Linked DNA regions of Mus musculus: region 2 is linked to region 1. The links are chromatin loops, found by intact Hi-C in ENCODE. Cell type or tissue: left cerebral cortex. All regions are shown on one strand. Links, peaks and the distances in the headings refer to the core of each region. The heading gives the core; the rest is flanking DNA.

The links. Peaks named below come from ENCODE experiments on the same cell type or tissue, not always from the same donor. Only the 100,000 strongest peaks of a DNase experiment are listed, where the experiment ranks them.
Region 2: a loop joins it to region 1, with 4 times the contacts of the local background. A loop is called at or near these places in 6 of 42 quality-filtered maps.

What each region holds. Positions count from the first base shown.
Region 1 is chr13:21,783,338-21,790,032 of GRCm38, reverse strand. H2ac22 (H2A clustered histone 22) reads left to right here and starts at 2,785. Exons shown (of 1, transcript NM_178184.3): 1 at 2,785-3,259. The coding sequence starts at 2,815. The coding sequence ends at 3,207. It overlaps H2bc22 (H2B clustered histone 22), which reads right to left and starts at 2,545. Exons shown (of 2, transcript NM_178202.2): 1 at 2,142-2,545; 2 at 820-1,009. The coding sequence starts at 2,518. The coding sequence ends at 970. It overlaps H3c11 (H3 clustered histone 11), which reads left to right and starts at 6,636. Exons shown (of 1, transcript NM_178207.2): 1 at 6,636-6,695. The coding sequence starts at 6,663. In left cerebral cortex, for the core only: a CTCF peak has its summit at 3,009; DNase peaks (open chromatin) are centred at 2,150 and 2,649; H3K4me3 peaks cover 1,360 bases; H3K27ac peaks cover 891 bases.
Region 2 is chr13:23,749,627-23,756,321 of GRCm38, reverse strand. It overlaps H2ac4 (H2A clustered histone 4), which reads right to left and starts at 5,234. Exons shown (of 1, transcript NM_175660.3): 1 at 4,730-5,234. The coding sequence starts at 5,189. The coding sequence ends at 4,797. H3c2 (H3 clustered histone 2) reads right to left here and starts at 3,977. Exons shown (of 1, transcript NM_178203.3): 1 at 3,482-3,977. The coding sequence starts at 3,942. The coding sequence ends at 3,532. In left cerebral cortex, for the core only: CTCF peaks have their summits at 4,009 and 4,857; DNase peaks (open chromatin) are centred at 4,061, 4,800 and 5,255; H3K4me3 peaks cover 1,016 bases; H3K27ac peaks cover 1,488 bases.

The DNA of each region.
Region 1 (6,695 bases), core at 1,000-5,999:
CATCTCTGATCAGGGTATTAGGTTTTCTTTCATGTAATATACCTACACACTTTGTTAGACCTCACAAAAGCCACAGCTCTCTTGATTAAAGTAAGCTTTATATTTAGAACTGGGAAGCCTGCTGCCTCTCCCAAGGTTAAGATTTCAGAGAACAGCCCCCTCACTGGCTTTTGAGGTACCTTTTATGAGGACATTAGGACTGATAGAAAAGTTGTGTTGTTAACATCAAGACAGAAGAGTCGGGGGCTCAAGGCTGCCTGTGAGGTAGATAAGTTATAAAAATACATCACGTGGAAGGGTAGTCATCAAGGTATCTGGTAAGAAACATTTTAGTAAGGCTAAAGGCAATCATATATCACAGGTTCAGGAGTTTAGCAAGGCAAAGGGGTGAGCATCATACATCATGGAGCCACAAGATGAGTACATTGAAAGACCTGCTTTGCAGGATACATTAGGTGTGGGAAACAAACTTACTCTTCTGAGGTATAGAGAGTTAATAACAATGTATTTCCTGTTTTGGTCTCACAACTTCTCTGGCTAATCTATTTACCACCACATTGTTAATCATGGCACAGTGAAAGGAGACAAGAAAACTTCACTTTCCCTCACAAGAATTCAGTCTGAATTTCATCTAACTCTAAAACAAGCCTGTAAGCGCAGTGTGAGGCTGAGGAAGGAGGTTTTCTAGTGAAGCCTTGTTACAGAGCACACACAAAATCAAAGATCCAAAGGTACCAATCTTCCGTGGAAAACCCAAACCCCAAACTCATATGGCGGGGGCGGGGGAAGGGGAGGGATGGAAGAGACTGTATTACATAATGGGATAGATTGAAACCTTTATTTTTATAATGTATTAAATACTTCTTTTTCAGGATCATATTGTGGAGGGTAGTTCACACTTCGGTCTCCACTCAGACAAGCCTCTATTTATGTTGCAGCTTCCGTACAATCATTTTAATTTCCTCAACTTTAAAAGGAAGGAAGATAATAGAATTTGTTCCACAGGATTCTATAGAGATTAATGGAGATGATTAAGGAAAATGGTTAGGCTTTATTAAGACCTTACAAGTCATACACAGCTAATGTTTCTTTTAGCAGTGGCACACTAAAATCTCATTGATATTTAACTACTTTGAGCTGTTCATATTCGCACCTAAGTCATCACCATTTGCATTTACTGTCCTAGAGGACTTACAGAAAAAGGGCTTTTTCGTCTTTAAAGTGGTTTGATTTAATCTTTACTTAGTATTTTATCCTCTGAAAAATTCCAGGACAATCCCAAACAATCAATATCCTTTTGAGGTTTTTTTCCTCCCACAATCTAATTCCAATCATCACCACACCAGCAGACAATGAAGGTGGAACAGAAGAAATTTACAAAAGTTGAATACACTTAGGAAAACGGAGGAAAGTTTTGTTTCCTTGGTGCTTAGCTGGGGCCTTGCAAGAACAAGTCTGGTTGTATAGGCCTGTAATTCCAGCGATTTATGAAACTGAGGCCGAATGTCCAATCTGGAGGTTAGCCTGGCTAGAATTAGTTTGAGAATATACTGCTAACCAGTGAAATTCATTCTGAAAACAAAACTTCAAACCAAACGACCAAGAAAACAGGACCCAATCAAATTAAGCTGCGCCTGACTACATCTCAAGTTTTCAGCGAGAATCATGTAGACCTCGGGGCTCCAATGAGGTATCTTATTGAACAGAATCTATTGTGACGTCTCAGCAGGAGTTCAAAAGCAGATTTGAGACATTAGGTGGTAGCACTTAACAAGACAGGCTAAATTTAAACTAAGAAATCCTCATAGATTCTGGGATACTAATTAGAAACAATTGTTAATGACAGTGTGGGTGCAGGAACTTAACCTAAGTACTCAGGACAGAGAGATCAGCCCTCGATCTCAGAGGTTAACCTGACTTCAGAGAATTCTAGGAGAGCTGGGGGCAGAAAAACAATATTAGGATTAAAATAAAAATGCAAAACAAAACCTCAAGACAAAAACCCTTACTTAACCCTAAAAAATAGTAACTAATATGTCCGAGTAAGGTAGAATCACTTAACAAGCAATCCATCTCTGTTTTGAGAATGTGGGTGGCTCTGAAAAGAGCCTTTGTGTTTGGAGTGAGTCAGACGAACTCACTTGGAGCTGGTGTACTTGGTGACAGCCTTGGTGCCCTCCGACACCGCGTGCTTGGCCAGCTCCCCGGGCAGCAGCAGGCGCACGGCCGTCTGGATCTCCCGGGACGTGATGGTCGAGCGCTTGTTGTAATGCGCCAGGCGGGACGCCTCGCTCGCGATGCGCTCGAAGATGTCGTTCACGAACGAGTTCATGATGCCCATGGCCTTGGAGGAGATGCCGGTGTCGGGGTGCACTTGCTTCAGCACCTTGTACACGTACACCGAGTAGCTCTCCTTGCGGCTGCGCTTGCGCTTCTTGCCATCCTTCTTTTGGGCCTTGGTGACGGCCTTCTTGGAGCCCTTCTTCGGGGCGGGAACGGACTTAACAGGCTCAGGCATGTTAGGTCAGGAACTCTACCACGCTACAACTTGCGCCGTGAGCCCTTCGCTTTTTAATAAGGCGTTATTCAAATGAGGCTTAGAGATACACATTTCTGATTGGTTAAAATTTTCAAATTTTCATGGCGTAGCGCCCAATGGAACTACGCTTCGGCATAAACGCCTCCCATTGGTCTAGACGAAAAGAAGAAGCCAGCCAATCGCGTAGGCTCTTTTTCGCGCTTGGAGAATCCTATAAAGGCCAAGCTCCTCCACTTTTGGCCTTTGCAGTTGTCAGTTCTTTCTTTTTGTTTAGAATGTCTGGACGCGGCAAACAGGGCGGCAAGGCTCGCGCCAAGGCCAAGACCCGCTCCTCCCGGGCCGGCCTGCAGTTCCCCGTGGGCCGCGTGCACCGGCTGCTCCGCAAGGGCAACTACTCGGAGCGCGTGGGCGCCGGCGCCCCGGTGTACCTGGCGGCCGTGCTGGAGTACCTGACGGCCGAGATCCTGGAGCTGGCGGGCAACGCGGCCCGCGACAACAAGAAGACGCGCATCATCCCGCGCCACCTGCAGCTGGCCATCCGCAACGACGAGGAGCTCAACAAGCTGCTGGGCCGCGTGACCATCGCGCAGGGCGGCGTCCTGCCCAACATCCAGGCCGTACTGCTGCCGAAGAAGACCGAGAGCCACCACAAGGCCAAGGGAAAATAAGACAATTGTTTCCTGATCATTTAAAAAACAAAGGCTCTTTTCAGAGCTAACACATTTGTCTTTTTAAGGAGCTTAAGCTTTATTGGTTGCTACTTTTTGTTACTTTCTATAGAAGGAATCTGTTTCTCCGATCCTCAGTTATCAAGGTGATTTTGGTAACATGTCCAATTCTTTTTTTAATGAAAAGAGATAAAAACACCACCTTTTCCCCTAAGTGGCTACAGAGTTGCAAATAGGTTACAAATTTAAAACCATTATATTTAAAGGCTATTATCTGCCAGTCTTTGATTTACAAAAGCTAAAGTTCAATGTTAGCTAGTAACAGCAATTTGTACTTAAGGTCACCATATGACAGCATCCTGTATTGATTTTCAACCATATTGGAATACATAACTAGTTTACAGGAGCAGTCTTATAAGATAAACATGTGCAAACTGGCAACATGAAAAGAGTCCACCTCTTAATGGCAAAGTGAATGTAAGCCGTTTGGAAGGTATCCAGGATTTGACCTATTTGGTCTAGCACAAAGGCAAACTCCAGCAAGCCTGGTCTGTCCAGGTTCTTGACCCGTGTGCAGCAACTGTCTTTCCTCATCAGTACCGAATGAGGCTCTTGAAAGGATAAAGAATGAATGTCCCCACATTACTGCTTTTTTAGAGTGGAGCCCTAGTTTCTACTTTTCCCTTTACTGAAGAATTCTGGCTTTAGTACCTATGTTTGGAAGCAAAGGAGAATCCAGGAGAGTAGAATGCCAGGGATTTCTTTCACAGGCCCAATCTCTTTCAGTATTTAACTCAGTCTCACCAAGAAGAATATTAGCAGGATTAAACATGCTCAAGGCAACCAAACCGGCCAAGTTTCAAACTACTTTATATAGGGGACTTAATGTTTAACCCCAAGTATATCACTTGGGTATAAGGATTAATTGAAGATGACACTGAACACAGGGATGGTGAAACACTTGACAGAAGTCTCCCTTTACAATGCCATGAAGAAAAATTTCCATTATTGTGCTCTGACCTACCAAAAATAATGCCCATCATTGAGGATTTTTGCTGGTTAGCCTCTCCTGTTACTAGTTTGTGTATTTACCTTCCCATGTATTTATTCTCCAGATCCTTAAAAGAGCCAGTAAACTTCATTTTTACGTTTTCTTGAGCTTGCTTGCTGCAAAGCTTTCTCTGTATATATTTTATAAATCATTCTCCCTGCTAAGATGCCATTTGTCAAGTCAATTTGCAGGTCCCAGGTACCAAGCTTAAAGTTAGATGAAGTTTCTTTTCTTTTCTTTCTTTTCTTTTCTTCTTTTTTCTTCCTGTTTTTATCTCTTTTCATTAAAAAGAGAATAGGACTCAAGTGTTTTGTGTTATAAAATTTCAAATAATGTGCACAGAGCCTGTGCTTTTCCCATAAGTAGAATGCTTTTTGGTTTTAAAGTAATTGTTGCAAGGAAAGCAGATTCTTGAGGCTTTTCTGCAGGATGCCAAGACCACTCACAACCTACAAGCCCCGGAGAATGGAGTCATTAACAGACAGCTTGGACACTTCACAATATACTTACAAAAACTATTAAAATTAAAGGTGGCATTACTTCCAAGAGTAACAAAAATGTTGACACATTTTAAAGGTAAATATCACTGACATTGCAAGAGAAGAATGGGAGAAAACTCATTTGCTCTAGAAGATAGTATAAGGTGTTTGGTAATTCTTTCCAAACAGCTAGAATCTCAAGAACCAAGCAACACCGTTGCCTTTAAAATGGGTTTTCTAGCAATAAAGTCATCTTTGGCCTCTGCATTGTGCCTCTTTTTTGTAAATGTAATGGAGAGAATGTCTGGGTGCAGTTGTTTTCCATGGGTAGAGAAAGAGGACAGGAGCCAGTTTTTTTTTTATCTCCTCCCTCTGCAAATAATAATAATAATAATAATAATAATAATAATAATAATGGAGCAACAACTCTGATTCTTGAATGATTTTGGAATGAAGAAAACAGGAATCACTTTTCAGCAGATATGTGGCAAGTCTGAGAAAAGCACAGGGGGAAGCAGCACAAAGATGGAGTTTGAATCTCTCCTTCCCAAATAATTACATATGGAAAAAAAAAACCAACCCATTTTGGCAAAGTGTGGGAGCTCAGGGGCACATCTAAGCTTCAACTACACTGATACACCTTTACCATTCTAATTCGCAGGCTGTTTAGCTTTTGTTATAAAGAAAGCACTTTGCACATCTGACATTGTCAGAAACATTTGTCTTCAGCCCTCTTAGGCTCTGAGTACATCAACCAAGCACAAAGACTACGCTGTGAGTGAAGGCAGGTTAGGCGCCTGACTCGTAAAGGATGACCTGTGGGTAGCTCCGAATGTGGGGTGGATAGAGCTATTTTCAAATGAGCGTCTTCAGCAGTTCTTTTTTCCTGATAATCTTGGTAAGGTTCTCTGGTAAACAGCAAGTAAATATTGCTTGTGCCTGATATTCCCAATTAGGCAAAAAGCCTGTTCATAAAACAACATGCTTACTGTCTGATCTTATTGCTTTTGTTTCTGGCAAATTTGACCACATTAAGTGGGGGAAAGGGCCTGGGTAAAAAAAACGGCACCAAGCACTCCCGAAAAGTCATGTGCTGAATATCACCAAGCCTGCCATCGTCTTCCTGGCTCAGCAGGATCATCAGATCACCCCTTGCTGAGTTACTCCAAAGGCTGCCTTAGTCTCCTAGAGCTGTATACATAGTGTGTGTGTGTTGGGCGGTGGGGTGGGGCTGCTATCTGTGAATTCCCAGCGTTCGCTTTTAACCTTGAATGGTGTAACTTTGTAACTTGTAAATAATGAATGCCAACCTGGGAATGCCCCTGTCCCCTACAGTGTTGCTGTAGAAGAGTAACAGAATCTCAAAGCCTTCTGGATCTCAAAGCCCTAGTAAGTTGCAGATACACTGATTTTGAATTTTTTTCGCGCCAAAATCGCAACCGCTGAAAGGCAGTATCAATTGCAACTTCTAAAAGTTTCCGGTCATAAAAGTGTTGCAAGCAGTTTTTGAGCGAAATCAAGTGTAAGAAGTGCTCATGACTCCAGGAATAACTTTTTTTTTTTTTTTTTTTTTGTTAATTTTCCTTTCAGATTTCTTTCCATTAAATTTCTGCCCCCAAATAACGGTGCTCTTGTTTAAATAAATAGCGAAGAGGTCTTTTGACCTCCAAAGCCAACATTATCTCGAGATGATAAATTCTGGGAGTTGCTAGAGTAATTGTTATGTAAAAAGATGAAATTTGTACGTTAAATATAAAATGTAGGCAACGTTTTTCCTTTCCTTACTCGGTTTAAACGCGGACCAATCCCCTGTCTGGAACTATGATGTCAGCAGTTTACTGTCCAATCCAAAAGGGTGGCTTGTTATATATATACTTGGGCTTTTCCATCTCAACACCACTTTATTCACTTTCTAGTGTACTGAGATGGCTCGTACTAAGCAGACCGCTCGCAAGTCC
Region 2 (6,695 bases), core at 895-5,894, 2.0 Mb before region 1:
TCCTGTTCCCCCTTTATACTTATAAAACTTGTCTGATAATGGTGCCCACAGTTTGTTTGCTTGGGTACTACATTAGAAGAGATTGTTTCAAAGAAGTACTACATAAATATTTTTACCTGTTACTATTTGTGCTGGATAGTTTTATTCCAACTTGACACAAACTAGAGCCATCATACAGGAGGAACCTCATTTGAAAAAATTCCTCCATAAAATGAATCTGTAGACAAATCAGTAGAGGATTTCTTAATTAGTGCCTTATGAGGGAAGGGTCCTGCACATTGTAGGTGGTGCGGTTCCTGGGCTGGTGGGCCTGTGTTCTACAGGAAAACAGGCTGGGGGGAGGGTCAACATAGAGCAAGTCTGTAAGCAGCACCTTTCCATGGCCTTTGCAACCAGCTCCTGCCTCCAGGTTCCTTCCCTGATTGATTTCCTATTCCTCACCTCCTTCAGTGATGAACAGTGATGCAGAACTGTAAGCCTAATAAACCCTTTCCTGCCTGAGTTGCTTTTGATAGTAGTGTTTTATCACAGCAATAGAAACCCCAAATAAACACTATTTTAATACTCTTCCTAGAAGTATTTCCTTATCAGGTTATTATTTCCAACACACTATCAGTATCACCAAATGTGTATAAGGATTACATTTTATTACAGCATGTAATGAAGTATAGTGACAGATCTTGTTTTGTATTTCATGGGTGAAGATTTAAGAACTGTTGGTCCATTTCCCAAGGTGAATTAACAATCACAATGCAGCCATGCTACAGCTCAGTTTATGAATTTCCATTCACTTATTTTGCATATGTTTAATTTTACTAAGACACTCTGAATACTCGGAAGTTGCCTCTCCCAGTCAACACTGTAAGGCCCACTGCTAACTTCTGTCTTTCTGTGCTCTTTTTCTTTCCATTTTCTATTTCTAGTCCATCTTCTCCTTCTTCCTCCTCCTCCTCCCCCCACTTCTTTTCCTCCTCCTCCCACTTCTCTTCCCCTTCTTCCTTTTTCCCTGAAAGATCCTTGCTATGTAACCCTAGATGGAAGTTGCAATTCTCTGGCCTCAGTCTCCTCAGCTAAGTAGCAGGTTTGTGCCACTGTGTATGATTTTTATTGTTAAAACTTGTAATCTAAACAGCAGATCTTAAAACTTGACTTCCAAGTTGTCTTTAAGAGCCTTGAACTTTCATACAAATATCCATAACAAAACTGTTTTCTTCAAGAGTACTAGCTGTAAACATTATCATGTGCCTGATATCATTCTGTGTGCAGTTCCTGGAGGATAGAAATCATGTTTACTATAGATCTCAAATGCATACTATCTGTTTAATTACATATATATAGCAAGGTAAAACTTCACAGTTAGACCCTCCACCTGGGCTTTAGGATGGATTTGGCAAAAACATATTTTTTTTTATATAACTTACAAGTTATATAATACAAAGCTATAAGTTACCATAAAGAAAGACCCAATTTTTTAAAAAAGTGTTTTTATTCCAAGTGGAGTGCAGAGAGGAAGGTATAGTAGAACACTAAAGGAAGATCAATATTATTTTAGCAAAATTTGAAAATCAGTTTATTTGTGTTTTGTTTTTGTTTTTCCTGCTCTATAGAGAGAATAGGGGGATATTAGACCATACTACTTCCTAAGAACAAAAACAACAACAAATCCTTAAAAGATTTTTAAGTACATGGTGATAATTTATAAACTGAGCAGAGTCTATGCAATTAAGTGATGCTAAGTAAGATGTAATTTCAGAAGCTTGTTTGAGTTATTTAAAATTTTTATTAAAAAACAATATATAGCTCAGAAAAATTGAAACTATGCATTGGAATATATTCTAATGATAATCATAAAAGATAGATGGTGTAGATTCCAATTTCAAATGGAAAAAAAGATTCATCTGAGATGGCCTAGTAGGCACTTATGATAGAATCTGAGCCTGTGCAAGCTTCCCACACAGTGACTACTATCTGCTGCTGCAGACTATCCACTACTGAGGTCTCTCAAAGAAGATGCACGATTTTATTATTTATTAAGATATTATTATATTTGTTATATTATGAAATTCTATTAAATCTTCAAATAAATGACTGAATGTAGAATCCAGGTTTTAAATGCATGCTTCTAGTAAGGACAATGAGGCAAGAAGAGCCAGACCCTTGAAGACTGCTCATCTGATTCTTACAGAAAAATAGCAAGTTTGCTGCCTTTCAGCAAACTGTACCTAAAACACTACTTTGTTACAGAGGAGAGTAATATATATATAATTTATTCATAACAGCTAAGCAGGGGACATGAATGCCAGCACAGCAAAAACCAAATGTTTAGATATTGGGCATTCAAGGGACATCATGACCATAAGACACCATATGTGGATGACATATCGTTGCCAGGCAGAGCTATCTACAGCAGCCTCTAGGAAATCAAATACCTAGACATATACCTTTTCTTCCTTTTTGTTTGGTTTGGTTTGTTTAATAGGTAAGCTAAGCAAGTGTGATACCTTTTGACCTGGACCCCAGTCTCTTCTAATATCAAGACAAGGTCTTACTAAACTACCAAGGCTGTCTTTGAACTCATTCTGTAACAAAGGGGACTTCAAACTTGTGATCCTGCTGCCCCACTTAATCTATGGAAGAGTATCAGGGAGTGCAGATGTGATTTAAAATAAATTATCATTTTGTAAGCCAGGTTTTAATGTCATTGTTGTATTTGCTATTATTATCCCTGGAAAATATATCCACACGAATCACCCACAAGTTAAATCTTGGTAGTTTGTTGTCTATTCACATTCCCGATATAGGCAGTGTTACATGTAAGAAAGTAGTGGGAAAGGGATGGGAGCCAATGTCTGGAGTGAGAGGTTGTGTAGAGAGGCCTCTGTAGTTTAAAGTTCAGAAATATAGTGAAAAAATTTACAAAAACTAAAAATTTCTGACGATTGCTTGAAATATCCCAGCATAATGTAAATTGTATTTAACTTGAAATACTACTTTTCAGCATCTATTAAAACATAGAAAACAAAATTTTTTAAGTTTTGTACTAGATTTCAATGAGTAACAGCAAAAACAGTAAACATTGCACAAGCTTCAGGACAGACAAGTGTTGGAACCAGAAATATGTGAACAAAAGACACCTGGATATGACCTGTAGTGGAAATTACACAAGAGAGCACAAATATATAGCACGAAAACAAAAACAAAAAAAGACAAAACCCAAGAACAGACCAAAAAGGAATCAAGACAGGCAATGCTTATGACATAAAGCCTGACAGTCCATTACTTTTGGCCACTTATTGTAATATGTAAATTACTGTTTAATTTAAAGGCAGTTTCCAGGACATGAGCTCAAATACCAGCAACAACTGAAGTGAGAACTGATGCCTACTGAAGAAAGCAACAGTATACTTTGTAACTAGATAAATCTTTGAAAAACAAAGTTTCCAAGACAGTAGAAAAGTAACAGCTGCTTTTACAGAAACTGTGGGTGGCTCTGAAAAGAGCCTTTGGGTTCCAGTTTGCACTTTGTTTCGTTTAAGCCCTCTCCCCACGAATGCGGCGGGCGAGCTGGATGTCCTTGGGCATGATGGTGACACGCTTGGCGTGGATGGCGCACAGGTTGGTGTCCTCAAACAGACCCACAAGGTAGGCCTCGCTCGCCTCCTGCAGAGCCATGACGGCCGAGCTCTGGAAGCGCAGGTCGGTCTTGAAGTCCTGCGCGATCTCGCGCACCAGGCGCTGGAACGGCAGCTTGCGGATCAGCAGCTCGGTCGACTTCTGGTAGCGCCGGATCTCGCGCAGCGCCACGGTGCCGGGACGGTAGCGGTGAGGCTTCTTCACGCCGCCGGTGGCCGGGGCGCTCTTGCGGGCGGCCTTGGTGGCCAGCTGCTTGCGCGGGGCCTTGCCGCCGGTGGACTTGCGAGCGGTCTGCTTAGTACGAGCCATGACTTTAACAAGGGAAAATAGACTGACACTATAGTGAGCTGCAAGGCGCTGTCCACCTTTTATACAATCAGACTATCCGCTATTGGACCGAAGAACATTCAAAGGGCCCGCGCTTTGTTGGGATTGGTCAGCCTCTGCTTCTAAATCCTGGTTAAAAAGCTTTCAGAACATGCACACTCTCCGCCTCTCTTCCCCTCCATCTTTGCTATCACTTTAATTTTACACTGTAGTGTATATAACTCCTGTGAACAGAAATTTTACATAAGAAAGTTTTACATAATTTTACTTACATACATACATCAAATTGTCTCAAGCTTTGAAAACTCAATTCAGGTAATCAAACAAGTGAACATAGAAATTTAAAGTAGGTTTTGTGAGCTTTGCAAGACCTAGTTTAAATAAATGTAGTTTATCAATTCTAAAATCAAATATTTGCAAACCGATACACACAGGCAGATCATGTTAGTTAAAATACTGCCGAAACTATGGAAGTGGGATTTAATGGCCCTTAGCCCTTACTACCATTATGCTCTAGACAATCGTGACGTGAATGACAAACCTGGGTGCCAAATTTCTACTAAAAATTTATATAGTATGTTCTAAAGGTTTCATCTCTTACACACTTTTGACTCAAACTAAGGAAGGTCGTAAGATTTATCGCAGGGACTAACAGTATTAAAATCAATTTACTAAGATTGAAAGCTACTTCGTAACTTTTTCATATGTAGTATAAAAACTGTAGTGGAAGAACGTTTCACGAGGTGGCAGCTCATTTTATGGAAAGATGTGGGTGGCTCTGAAAAGAGCCTTTGTTTTGGTTAACTTTCAACTGGGCAGTACAGACAATCGCCAGATTACTTCCCCTTGGCCTTGTGGTGGCTCTCGGTCTTCTTGGGCAGCAGCACGGCCTGGATGTTGGGCAGGACGCCGCCCTGCGCGATGGTCACGCGGCCCAGCAGCTTGTTGAGCTCCTCGTCGTTGCGGATGGCCAGCTGCAGGTGGCGCGGGATGATGCGCGTCTTCTTGTTGTCGCGGGCCGCGTTGCCCGCCAGCTCCAGGATCTCGGCCGTCAGGTACTCCAGCACGGCCGCCAGGTACACCGGGGCGCCGGCGCCCACGCGCTCCGAGTAGTTGCCCTTGCGGAGCAGCCGATGCACGCGGCCTACGGGGAACTGCAGGCCGGCCCGGGAGGAGCGGGTCTTGGCCTTAGCGCGGGCCTTGCCACCCTGCTTTCCGCGTCCAGACATGTATGCGTTTAAGTATCAGTAAAGGCAAAGCAGAGAAAGGAAAAGAATATATAGTAAATTCTGCAACTGAACAGCAAGCATTTATACTAACTGGAGGTATTCTGTTTGTGTTTCTCCCATTGGTTAATATATCGTACCCAATAGAAAGCCAGAATTTGAGCTCCTCATTTGCATAAAGGCCTGCATTTTATTTTTCGCATCCAGTCCTTTTTCATATCGTTCTTTAAAAAATAAAAACCACGTAGATTCTGGGATTTAAACTCTGGTTTTCATGATTAATAGTTAAGAACTTTTTTTTACTTTCTTTTCCAGTTTTTACTTAAATGGAAATAAGTAACTGACTGATTTTCTTGTTGTTTTCATCAAGGTCTTTGTAGTTTTAGAAACTCTGAAATATAGAGTAGGAGTGTTTCTGAGTTGTTAAGCTACTGTCCTGTTTTCAGGGTTTAGAATTGTGTTTTTATGACAAGGAAAGTCAGTGTGGCACTTCCTCCATCTTGTATTCCTGGTAAGGCCATTTCAGGTTTAACTACTTCTTGATCTTGACGTAGAATCTTATAGAATATTACCCAACTGTTTTATGAACCAGAGTTCAAGATTCCCTAGCTAATGTAGCTTCTTTTAAACTGCTTGTTACAAACAAACAACAACAACAACAGAAAAAAATTCTCCCTCTAGCAGCAGAGTGAGATACCAGGATGTGATCCTCAATACAAGGAATAAATCATTTCAATCAGCTACAAACTGTTTCTGAATGGTCATCCTTGGTGGGCTTCTCATAACGGATTAGGTACATAATTTTAGGTTCTATGGCAGGCTTTCTTTTAGCTCCACCAATATCAAAGACAGTATAAGCATGCCAAATTATTCTTTATCGTGGTTGAATTATCCTTAAACTACCTGGAAAATAGAGACTGGGGAAAAGGAGACCCTGCCCCGTCACTGACCCAGGAGAACCTGGAATATATGAGGCCAAGGAGGTCCTGAAGAGTTTGCACTGAAAGGCGTTGCTGTCTTGGTGACTGGAGACAACATAGATGAAAGATCTATGTTCAAGGAGAAAACACCATTTCTTCAGTCCAGGGCCAGCCTAAAAGAACGAGACTAAGGACTCTCCTGTTCCAGGAAACCTCGCCTAGCTCCTGTTGAGCTGTTTCCATCATGTTCTTGGTCTTTTTTCCACTTGACATGACAAAGCATTTTAACTATTTCCTACATTCCCTGCTACCTTGCCTTCTACTCCTTGTGCCTAGCCAGACGATAAGTGTAAAAGCCGGGGCACGTCTCATGACTCAGTGTCTGATAATGTAGGTGTATCACATAGAGGTATAGAAGAATGAAAAGAGAACCACACAGATGCATGAGTCATGTGGGAACATCACAAGAAAGATTGTGTAAACTATTCTTAAACTATGCCAAAATCCAGTGTAGCTGAGGTGGTGCTGTGGTGTTTTCATCATAGACCTTAGCAATATAAATCAAAGAAAAGTTTATTACATAGGTGCC